Linked DNA regions of Homo sapiens: all the other regions are linked to region 1. A link is a contact called in ENCODE Hi-C or POLR2A ChIA-PET data. All regions are on one chromosome and are shown on one strand. Each heading gives the region's core, a stretch centred on a gene start or an enhancer-like site at or near the end of the contact. The rest is flanking DNA. Distances are from core to core; before and after follow the strand shown.

What was found. A loop is a pair of places that touch in the nucleus more often than their neighbours do. ChIA-PET counts read pairs that join two places held with the same protein, here RNA polymerase II (POLR2A). Pooled maps may share reads with other maps.
Region 2: a pooled map shows a loop between it and region 1 (2.6-fold over the local background). The contact joins the enhancer-like site here to the promoter of SLC25A5 in region 1. A Hi-C loop is called at or near these places in 7 of 50 pooled maps. POLR2A ChIA-PET finds 5 or more read pairs at or near these places in 3 of 52 experiments (HEK293, T-cell and common myeloid progenitor, CD34-positive).
Region 3: a loop to region 1 is called in a pooled map, with 3 times the contacts of the local background. The contact joins the enhancer-like site here to the promoter of SLC25A5 in region 1. A Hi-C loop is called at or near these places in 7 of 50 pooled maps. POLR2A ChIA-PET finds 5 or more read pairs at or near these places in 2 of 52 experiments (HEK293 and activated T-cell).

The regions. Positions count from the first base shown.
Region 1 is chrX:119,466,568-119,469,693 of GRCh38, reverse strand. SLC25A5 (solute carrier family 25 member 5) reads right to left here and starts at 1,250. Exons shown (of 4, transcript NM_001152.5): 1 at 1,068-1,250; 2 at 1-33. The coding sequence starts at 1,178. It overlaps SLC25A5-AS1 (SLC25A5 antisense RNA 1), which reads left to right and starts at 574. Exons shown (of 1, transcript NR_028443.1): 1 at 574-3,126. RefSeq lists silencers at 461-700, 1,191-1,570.
Region 2 is chrX:119,652,751-119,655,908 of GRCh38, reverse strand. It overlaps SEPTIN6 (septin 6), which reads left to right. Exons shown (of 11, transcript NM_145799.4): 4 at 2,869-3,055. Among named protein-coding and RNA genes, the nearest start is that of MIR766, 7.5 kb to the right of the region's middle. RefSeq lists an enhancer at 379-428. Within about 2 kb of position 1,633, at least 10 of the 41 ENCODE cell types and tissues checked have a DNase peak (open chromatin) inside an H3K27ac peak, as active enhancers do.
Region 3 is chrX:119,677,427-119,680,985 of GRCh38, reverse strand. All of the region lies in intron 1 of SEPTIN6 (septin 6), which reads left to right. Among named protein-coding and RNA genes, the nearest start is that of SEPTIN6, 14 kb to the left of the region's middle. RefSeq lists a silencer at 2,765-2,884 and an enhancer at 2,823-3,323. Within about 2 kb of position 2,210, at least 6 of the 41 ENCODE cell types and tissues checked have a DNase peak (open chromatin) inside an H3K27ac peak, as active enhancers do.

The DNA.
Region 1 (3,126 bases), core at 1-2,500:
ATCTGCAGTGATCTGCTTGCTGGCATGCTGCACCTAACAGACAGGAAGGAAGCCAACAGGGACAGTTATAACCATGGGGAAGGGAAAGAGAAGAGCTTATGCCATCTCGATCAATGCCCTTTAAGGTAGGCTCCCCTCTCTCAAATCTAGTCTTCGTATATCATACTGGCTGGACCCTCCCAACCCTCTGAGGCTGTCACAGGGGAAGAGGTGATCTGCACCAGTAGCATTAAGCCTCCACCCCTCTGAGTGGAGAGGGGGCATCCTCCAGCGGACCCGTGACCTTCAGACCTAGGAGAAAGGTCATTACCTCAAACCCAGGTTCAGAGGCATTAGGGCGAGTCCCACATAGGGCGCGGTCACCTTGGGGACCGCAGCCTACGCCTCAAGTCTCCTGAGCTGCTTCCGTCTCGCTCCGCCCCCACTCCGCTCCCAGAGGTGACCCGAGCGCCGCCGCCGCCAGCCCTACACGCTAGCCCAGGAGCGCCCTCTAGAGCCGGCACTGGAGAGCGCGCGGCGCAGGGAGGCAGGCGGAGACGCGGCGGCAGCGGCCGCGGCTGCGCGGGGGCGGACGTAAAAGGCACACGCGCTTCCCGGCGCCGGCTTCCGGCCCGGCGAGGTTTGAGCGCGTCCGCGGGCTGGGAGGCCGCTGGACCCGGGCGCATGGCCTCCCCCGGGCAGTTATCTCCTTGCCGCGACCTTGAGGTCTTCGGTAAGAACTGGCGTTCCTCTTTCTAACGCCGGCTTTCGGCCTTCGCCCTTGACGCCCAGGCCCGGGGAGGCCGTCACTCAGAAACTGCTCCATCCGAGTCCGCCGCCTCGGAGATGCCGAGAGCCTGGTCCTGCCCTCTGCCCCCGGCCCCTTCCTAGACTCACTACTTCAGGTCACTAAAGGCGCCTCCCACCAGTTTGACTTCTGTTCTGCCTCTGCGCCCCGCTCTGGCCTCTCCTAAGCCGCTTCCCTGGCCATGTCTTTAGAGTTCGCTCCCCGCCACCCCTCGGGCGCCCGCCTTCTGTGCGACCCTTCCCCCCACTTCCTGGTTGGGCTCCTGGATCCCAGGACGTACCTGCAGCAGCAGCTTGACCCGCTCGATGGGCGCTACCGCCGTCTTGGAGATGGCTGCGGCCACTCCACCTGCCAGGAAGTCCTTGGCGAAGGACACAGCGGCATCTGTCATGTTGAAAGAGGAGGCAGACTGCTGCAGGACGGGACTGGGCCGGGAACCGGCTTTGACTCCGGCGCTGCGGGGCGGAGCGAAGCAAATGGCCGATTTATATAGGGGGAGCCGGAGCTGGAGCGGCAGGCGTCGGAGGCGGGGCCGGGGCGGGGTCTGGGCCCCGGCGCGCTGGGCGGCAGAGCCGCTGAGTGGCCCAGCTCGCAGGAGGAGGAGTCGTGGAGGGCGGGCCGGGACTGCTCTCCGCGCCGCCCGTGCTCGCCCTCGGCACCTGACCCGGCGAGAGGAAGGGGCGGGTCCAGAGAACACCCGGGACTTGAACGCTGGACCCTGAGAGAGGCCTCGGAGAGGGGAGGAAGGGTGAGGTCACGATGTGCCTGGACAAAAACCCTTGGAGCAGGACCAGGACTAGGGTGAGACGCATTTGCTACAGGGATGCCAAAAGAACCCTTCAGTCATCGAGATAAACAGTAGTCAATGCGATACTTTAAAAAAGTCGTATGGGCAAACTACATCCTACTGGCCGGCCCCCTTGTTTTGTAAATAAAGTTTAATTGGAGTGTCAAGGCTGGGTTTAGGGTGAGGCAAGCGAGACAAGGTCATGCAAGTGCAGGTTGGGATCCTGTCTGTATTTCAAATGTTGATCATTTGTTCATCATGGATTTTTGCATTGCTTCTGATTTTTTTAAAATAGTACATGAAAAATCATTTGTCTTAATTACTGAGTTGTTTTTCACCAAGGTGAATGCCTCACTCTTCCCACTCTAGACCGTGTGCTGTCCTGGAGCCAGTGAAACCAGACGAAATTAAGGGAACAGCAGACGAAGGAACTGCCACCGTGCCCCAGACCCTGGTTTGCAAATACAGTTCGACAAAGATCTTGCCAGGAATTGGCCTGGGAGAGTCCAAAGGACTGGGCTGGGGGTGGGGAAATGATTTTAGCCAGAAGACAAATATAGAGGTTGTACCCAGAAGGTTAAGAGGCTTAGGAAGGTTAAGAACTACGTTAACATTTGGCTCCCAGGACCCCAGGTAAAGTGCCCTTGGATTGAATAGATTTCTGAACTCCAGAAACATTTAGAGGAATCAATAGAATTAGATTGGCAGCCATTGTGCCAATGGACAAGTGCTTACTGAGCCCCTTAATCCCTTCACTGGGTAAGCATTTGCCACACATGTCCTCAAAAACCTACTTGTTAGCTTAAGTGGACTCCCTCAAGTTCAGAACAGGAGCAAATAGTGTAATCACAAGTTCCGTGTCTGAATAATCATAACAATGTTTATAAAAATAAGGACGACTGTTGAAAACTGCAACTGCAGCTGAACCTTATGTGCCCAGACTTCAGAATTCCCATAGGCAAAATGCCAGCAGGCCTTTGCACACTGAACACATAGTGTTCATATCCTTCACTTTCCTTTCCTGCCCTCTCCTATCTTCTCCAGATCTGCCTGTGAAAGGACCCAATTCTAGGACCCCCCAGGATGGTTAGGCCCTTCCTCTGAAAGTACACTTTGCAATTTGTTAGTCTCCTCAAGAACCCCAGCGATCGAAACTGATGCACACAAATTGCATGTGTTCAAAGGAGCAATTTTGAATCTAGCTTTGTTGATCCTGGGAGAAATCTTTGACCTGTGTTAGTGAAAGGCTATGGTGTTTCTCAGCTGATTATAATAGCGAGGTAGCTGAATGCAAAAAAACAGTTTCAGAGAATGGTAGAGTATATCCTCCAAAGGTGATACTCGCTTCTCTATTCTGGTGAGAGAAACAAGAGCTAAAGCAAAATTCTACAGAGGGCTTTATTTGGAGAGAGGTGGATTTTATTTATAATGCATTTAAAATTCAAAATCTTTCTAGTTTGAACTCTTGACATTCTGATTAATGCATTTTTATTCAACTGTTAATTATTCCTCGATACACCTCGCCATCACTTGTGTATCCCTTTTCTACATG
Region 2 (3,158 bases), core at 384-2,883, 190 kb before region 1:
CACAGGTACTGCTAACATTACTATAGATTGTTACCTATGTCTGCAGCTGAAGAAACTGCTAAACTTCAGTTAGAGATTAGTGAAAAAGATGTATTTTTTTCCTATCTAAGTTCACAGATCCTCTGAATTCTATTCACAGAACCTAGGAGGTCCATGAACCCTGTGTTAAGAACGGCTGTCTTGAAATGTCAAAGATTATCAGTAGTGATGGGGAGGGATGGAGTCTGTTGGAGCTGGTTTTGGTCGAAAATGGAGGAGATGAGGAGATCACAGTGAGCGAGGGAATCAAGAGCTAGAAGAAAGCTGCCCTCTCTGCCCTTCCATGGGACTTGGGTGTGGAGATGAAGAAATTTCCAGTTGAGAAGGATATGAGAAAAGCAGCATCTCTGAAGGATAGTCAGGTGTCACTTAGAGGAAGGAAGCAGTTTGGGAGGAGGTAGCCTATAAGAGTAAAGGATTTTGTTTACCACCCACTGGAGTCCAGTGAGCAGCACAACAGAGTGTGGGAGAGAGGTGGCCACCGTGGGAAGATGAGTCACTGGGGCCTGGGGGTGGAGGGAATGCAGAGCAGTAGCGGAAACTTTACTATGTTCCAGACAGCAGGCTAGACGTGGAGGATACAGAGATGAATAAGACGAAGATAAGCCACCCATTTAGGATTCGTCTACACCAAATCCTGGTGGCTGATTGGCTGGTTTGGCTGGTCTGATCCATGTACATCTTGAGAGCTTCCGAGAGCCAGAGGCAATTGCAGTAAGACAGGCACAGGGTATCACTACAGATTTCGGGGTGTGTGGGGGAGCTAAAAAATGCACTTTTTAGCTTTATTTTCTTTCCTCTGATTCCTTCTGCAAAGCAAAAAATGAAGTAAAAAAAAATTACGTAATTGAGAAAAAAAATGAAGCAGTGCCATCATCAACTATTTCAAATCAGCAAAACATCCAAAAATTAATTAAATAAGCCTAGGGGATACATTCCCCACCCTCACTCCAAATTCGTCAGGAACCTTCTAAGGATCTTTGCAACCAAGAGATTCTTTGATGCGATTACCCTTCGGAACAGTGGCTCGGAGGGATCAAAGGAATAAAGAAAGGACTATGTTTTTAGAGTTTTCTCTGGGGCTTGGGAGGCAGAGGTTGCAGTGAGTGGAGATCGCACCACTGCACTCCTGCCCGGGCAACAGAGCGAAACTCCATCTTAAAAAAAAAGATTTTTCTCTGGGGCTCCAGAGATAGCCTGCACCTGGATCTCAGCTCTGGCTGCAGCTCTCAGAATCTAGGATCCTGTGATTCTTTCTTAAAAGGCTATTTTCCCCTTCTCTACTAGGGGGATCTTTCAGAAAGGCTCAGCCTGGGAGCTGCTGCAGGTGGGAGGCATTGGCTGGGCTCAGCTCCTCCTTTGATCATCATGTTCCCTTCTGGCAGCGGTATCTGAAAACTCCCTGCCCTGGGCCCACATGACAAGCCTCTTCTAGCCTGAAGGGAGGCACCCCCTCAGCCAGAGAGGCAGCAGACAGACAGGGGAGATGAGAACAAGAGGCAGAGCTGAGCTAAGCTGACCTAGTTAGAGCAGAAAGAGGCCGTAGGGGTGACGGGGATGACGTGGGAGGGGACTGGGACAGAGGGAGAGGGAAGTTTCCCAGGGAGGCCCAGGAAAGAGAGACATAGAGGGCTGACTGTTGTTTAAGAAGCCTTGGCAAGACTTGGGGGCCACCTAGAGGAGCCGCGTGTGGAGACTCAGTGAGCTGGCGGGCCTGTGTCCATGTGTGCAGGGTGTGCGGAGGGGAGTAGCTTTACCAGATTTTGCCTGAATACTTTGTTTGTTTGTTTGTTTGTTTTTGGAGATGGGGTCTCACTCTGTTGCCCAGGCTGGAGTGCAGTGGCATGATCTCCACTCACTGCAACCTCTGCCTTCCGGGTTCAAGCGATTCTCCTGCCTCAGCCTCCTGAGTAGCTGGGATTACAGGCATGAGCTACCACAGCTGGCTAATTTTTGTATTTTTAGTAGAGACGAAGTTTTGCCGTGTTGCCCAGGCTGGTCTCGAATCCTGAGCTCAGAAGATCCGCCCGTCTCAGCCTCCCAAAGTGCTGGGATTACGAGCCATGATCCACTGTGCCTGGCCTGAATACTTAAAGTCACCACCTTGGCAGAAATGAGAATCAGAAAAATATCTTGACCTTGGGGGAGCCAAGTGTGGAGCTCCGCTAAACCTAGCGAGAATGAGCAAAAGCCCTGAATGTTCTCACAAGATTGCCCAGCAGTGGGCCAAAGAGAGGTCTTGTTACCCACTGTGTACCCAGCTCTCATCTAGGCACTGTAGGGCGAGATAAAGGGAGCAAAGACATGAGCCCAGCTTGGAGGAAAATCAGTCCCTCTACAGATACAGCCAGTGGGCTCCATGCTGTGTTGGGGCCCCCCGAGGGACAGACAAGTGCCCTTCACAGGCCCTGCTCTTTAGGAAGGCACAATCTATTTGAGAGAATCCTTGTGAAGCAACAATAAGTAATTGAATGCCATTTCTTGTTATGCCCCTGACTCGCAGAAGGGATTTCTGGCATAAGTGGGGAAGGCCGTAGGAAGGAGGAGGACATTAAGCTGAGCCCTGAGGTCTGGGAGGGCAGAATTGGGATGAGGAGAGAGAAAGGGGCATTCTAGTGAAGGTGCACAGATGGGCATAAGTTTGGCTCATGTAGGGACCAAGAAGGTGGCCAGGCTGACAAGATTGGAGGCCCACTGAAGGGAGATGGAGAAATGCAGTTGGATGGGAGAGAGTCAAGATTACAGAGGGCATTTGAAACTTCCAAAAAGGACGGTGTCAAAATCCAAGTTTTTGACGGGATCCGCCTCTGTCCCTGCTCTCCCTTTTAGCTACAAGCCTATCGTGGAATTCATCGATGCACAATTCGAGGCCTACCTGCAGGAAGAGCTAAAGATCCGAAGAGTGCTACACACCTACCATGACTCCCGAATCCATGTCTGCTTGTATTTCATTGCCCCCACGGGTCATTCCCTGAAGTCTCTGGACCTAGTGACTATGAAGAAGCTGGACAGTAAGGTATAGGAGGCAGGGGCGGGGGCGCTGGGGGCTCACTCTTACTGATCTCTTGTGCAAAGTAGATGTGGGATTCCGGGAGAGATTTGTGGCATCCTCATCCTCT
Region 3 (3,559 bases), core at 961-3,460, 210 kb before region 1:
TTTTTGAGACAGAGTCTTACTCTGTCGCCCAGCCTGGAGTGCAGTGGCGTGATCTCGGCTCAATGCAACCTCTGCCTCCCGGGTTCAGGTGATTCTCCTAACTCAGCCTCCCGAGTGGCTGGGACTACAGGCATCTGCCACCGCGCCCAGCCAATTTTTGTATTTTTAGTAGAGACGGGGTTTCACCATGTTGGCAAGGCTGGTCTTAAACTCCTGACCTCATGATCCACCCGCCTCGGCCTCCCAAAGTGCTGGGATTACAGGCGTGAGCCATCGTGCCTGGCCACAAATACATTTTTGAAGCTTTCTTAGCTACAGGGATTGAGACAAAAAGTTTGCTGCTTAAATCCCAGTTAGCAAGAAAAACACATTGACCAGGTTCTATGTCCCTTCTTTCCCAAACTCCTCAGTTAATTTAGGTGTATTGGACACTGGGTAACAGATACAAAAGAAATAAGGATTCTAAAAGTCACCAGTGGCTGGGCATGGTGGCTCACTCCTGTAATCCCAGCACTTTGGGAGGCCGAGGTGGCCGGATCATTTGAGGTCAGGAGTTCAAGACCAGCCTGGCCAACAAGGTGAAACCCCGTCTCTACTAAAAATACAAAAATTACCTGGGCGTGGTGGTGCACACCTGTAGTCCCAGCTACTCCGGAGGCTGAGGCAGGAGAATCGCTTGAACCCATGGGCCGAGATTGTGCCACTGCACTCCAGCCTGGACAACAAGAGAGAAACTCCATCTCTAATAAATAAATAAATAAATAAATAAATAAATAAATAAATAAATAAAATTAAGAGTGTTTATCTCTGGAGAGTGATATTATGGTTGATTTTGATTTTCTTCTTTATTATTATCTGTATGTTCTAAAATTTCTACAGTGAACATTGATTACTTCCACAAAATAAAAAATCTGATAAATGTAATTTTTTTAGTAACAGCTAATTTAAAATCAGTCTCCTCATCGTCCCCATTAAACAGGCATCTTTTCCTGGCTTTCCTATGTGTCTCCATGGTGCTGTCAATCCAAGCTCCCGGGCTTAGACCCTTGCGATTGTTCTCTCTGCCCAATCACTCCTTGAGGCTCATCCCTTCTTTTTTAATTAATTAATGTATTTATTTTTGAGACGGAGTCTCTCTCTGTCCCCCAGGCTGGCTGGAGTGCAGTGGCGCAATCTCGGCTCACTGCAAACTCCGCCTCCTGGGTTCAAGTGATTCTCCTGCCTCTCAGCCTCCTGAGTGGCTGGGATTACAGGCTCCCGCCACCACGCCCGGCTAATTTTTGTATTTTTAGTAGAGATGGGGTTTCACCATGTTGGCCAGGCTGGTTTTGAACTCCTGACCTCGTGATCCGCCTGCCTCAGCCTCCCAAAGTGCTGGGATTACAGGCGTGAGCCACTGCTCCCGGCAGAGGCTCATCCCTTCTTAAGACATCTCTCAAATTTGTTCCTTCTCTTTGAGTCCCAAGTCAGGTCAGTTCACACCAACCAGCATTTATTGTCACAGTGCCTGGATGTCACTCTGCTGGCTCAACATTATTGGAGTCATCTCCTCCTATGTCTTCCTGCTCCTAGTCTCTCTGTCCATCCAATCAAGCAAACACCCTGCAGCTGGAGTGATCTTTTAAAAACACTCCCTGTATCATGGCCCTCCCTGCTCAAATCACTCAAAATCCCCCAAATCCCATTGCTTAGGAAATGAAGTCCATACTTCTGCTTCTTAGGGCTTAAAAAATTATTTCTTTTGGGCCAGGCATGGTGGCTCATGCCTGTAATCCCAGCACTTTGGGAGGCCAAGGTGGGTGGATCACCTGAGGTCAGTAGTTCAAGACCAGCCTGGCCAACATGGCAAAACCCCATCTCTACTAAAATATACAAAAAATTAGCCGGGTGCGGTGGTGGGCACCCAGCTACTCGGGAGGCTGAGGCAGGAGAATCGCTTGAACCTGGGAGGCGGAAGTTGCAGTGAGCTGAGATCGCGCCACTGCACTCTAGCCTGGGAGACAGGGAGAGACTCCTTATCAAAAAAAAAGGAAAGAAAAGAAAATTTTTTCTTCTGCCGTTTAGGGCTCTTTACAGCACTGTCTTCAGTTTGAAAATTCATTTCCTCTCCTTTTGACTTTGGAGCACTTGAAGCTTCATGGTGCTGAATTTGTTGGAGGCCGGAAGAGGCAGCCAGGGGTGATAACAAATGGCTCAGGAAACCTCAACTCTGAGTCCACCTCAATTTCCGATGCCTGCTACATCGGAGGCTCCGTAAAGAAAGCATATCAGTTCTCATGTCCCTGACTCCCCTGCAGCGTTGCGGACCAAGAACTAGCAGTGGGAATCTTGCATCTTACTTTGTTTGCTTTAATAAAGAGAAGGGGAAATGAGAAGGAGAAGCAGAAAGGGGTGAACGTAGAACAAAGCCTTGAGTGATGTGAACCACTCATGAGGCTCAGCTGTCTTTATTTATTTTTTTTTTTTTGAGACGGAGTCTCGCTCTGTCGCCCAGGCTGGGTGCAGTGGCGCGATCTCGGCTCACTGCAAGCTCAGCCTCCCAGGTTCACGCCATTCTCCTGCCTCAGCCTCCTGAGTAGCTGGGACTACAGGCGCCCGCCACCACGCCCGGCTAATTTTTTGTATTTTTAGTAGAGACGGGGTTTCACCGTGTTAGCCAGGATGGTCTCCATCTCCTGACCTCGTGATCCGCCCACCTCGGCCTCCCAAAGTGCTGAGATTACAGGCATGAGCCACCGCGCCCGGCCGAGACAGTGTCTTGCTCTGTTACCCAGGCTGGAGTGCAATGGCGAGATCATGGCTCACTGCAGCCTCGACCTCCTGGGCTCAGGTGATCCTCCCACCTCAGCCTGCTGAGTAGCTGAGACCACAGGCTCACGACACCATGCCCGGCTCATTTTTGTATTTTTCTTGTTGTTGAGATGGGGTTTTGCCATTGTTGCTCAGTCTGGTCTCAAACTCCTGGGCTCAAGAGATCCGCCCACTTCGGCCTCCCCAAGTGCTGCGATTGCAGGTGCGAGCCACTGCACCCAGCCTCAGGTGTCTTCAGGGGACCCCCTGGGGCAGAGAATACACCAACTCTCACTGAATGATGGCATATGGTTGTCTGTTAAGAGTTCTCCACTGGGAGGGTGTGGGGTGAGATGTGTGAGGGTAATGAACTTGCCACATGGCATTCACCGGCACTAGCCCTGTCGCTTGCCCTCACAGGATCTAGTGACACCGATGGGAGTGAGATCTAAAGCTGTGTGAAGGGGCTATCTGGGAGCCGGTTCTGACAAAGTTGGCTGCTGAGAGGCTCCACCACCCTCACACCCCACCCCTTTCAGTGTGAAAATGTGCCCTTATTATGGACCTAGTCTAAAAGGTGGTCCAGCCCAACAGAAGAGCTGCCTGCTTAGTGCAGCCTGTGATGCTGGGCTGGGCCTCCTGGCACTAACCGTGCCCTTCTTGGACTGCTCTTGGCATCTTTCTAGTTATGGAAAGCTTGGTGCAGCCCCACCCAACAGAAACTGACTCCTTACATAGTACTCCCTTCTTGTCTAGCTCAGCTGTCTCA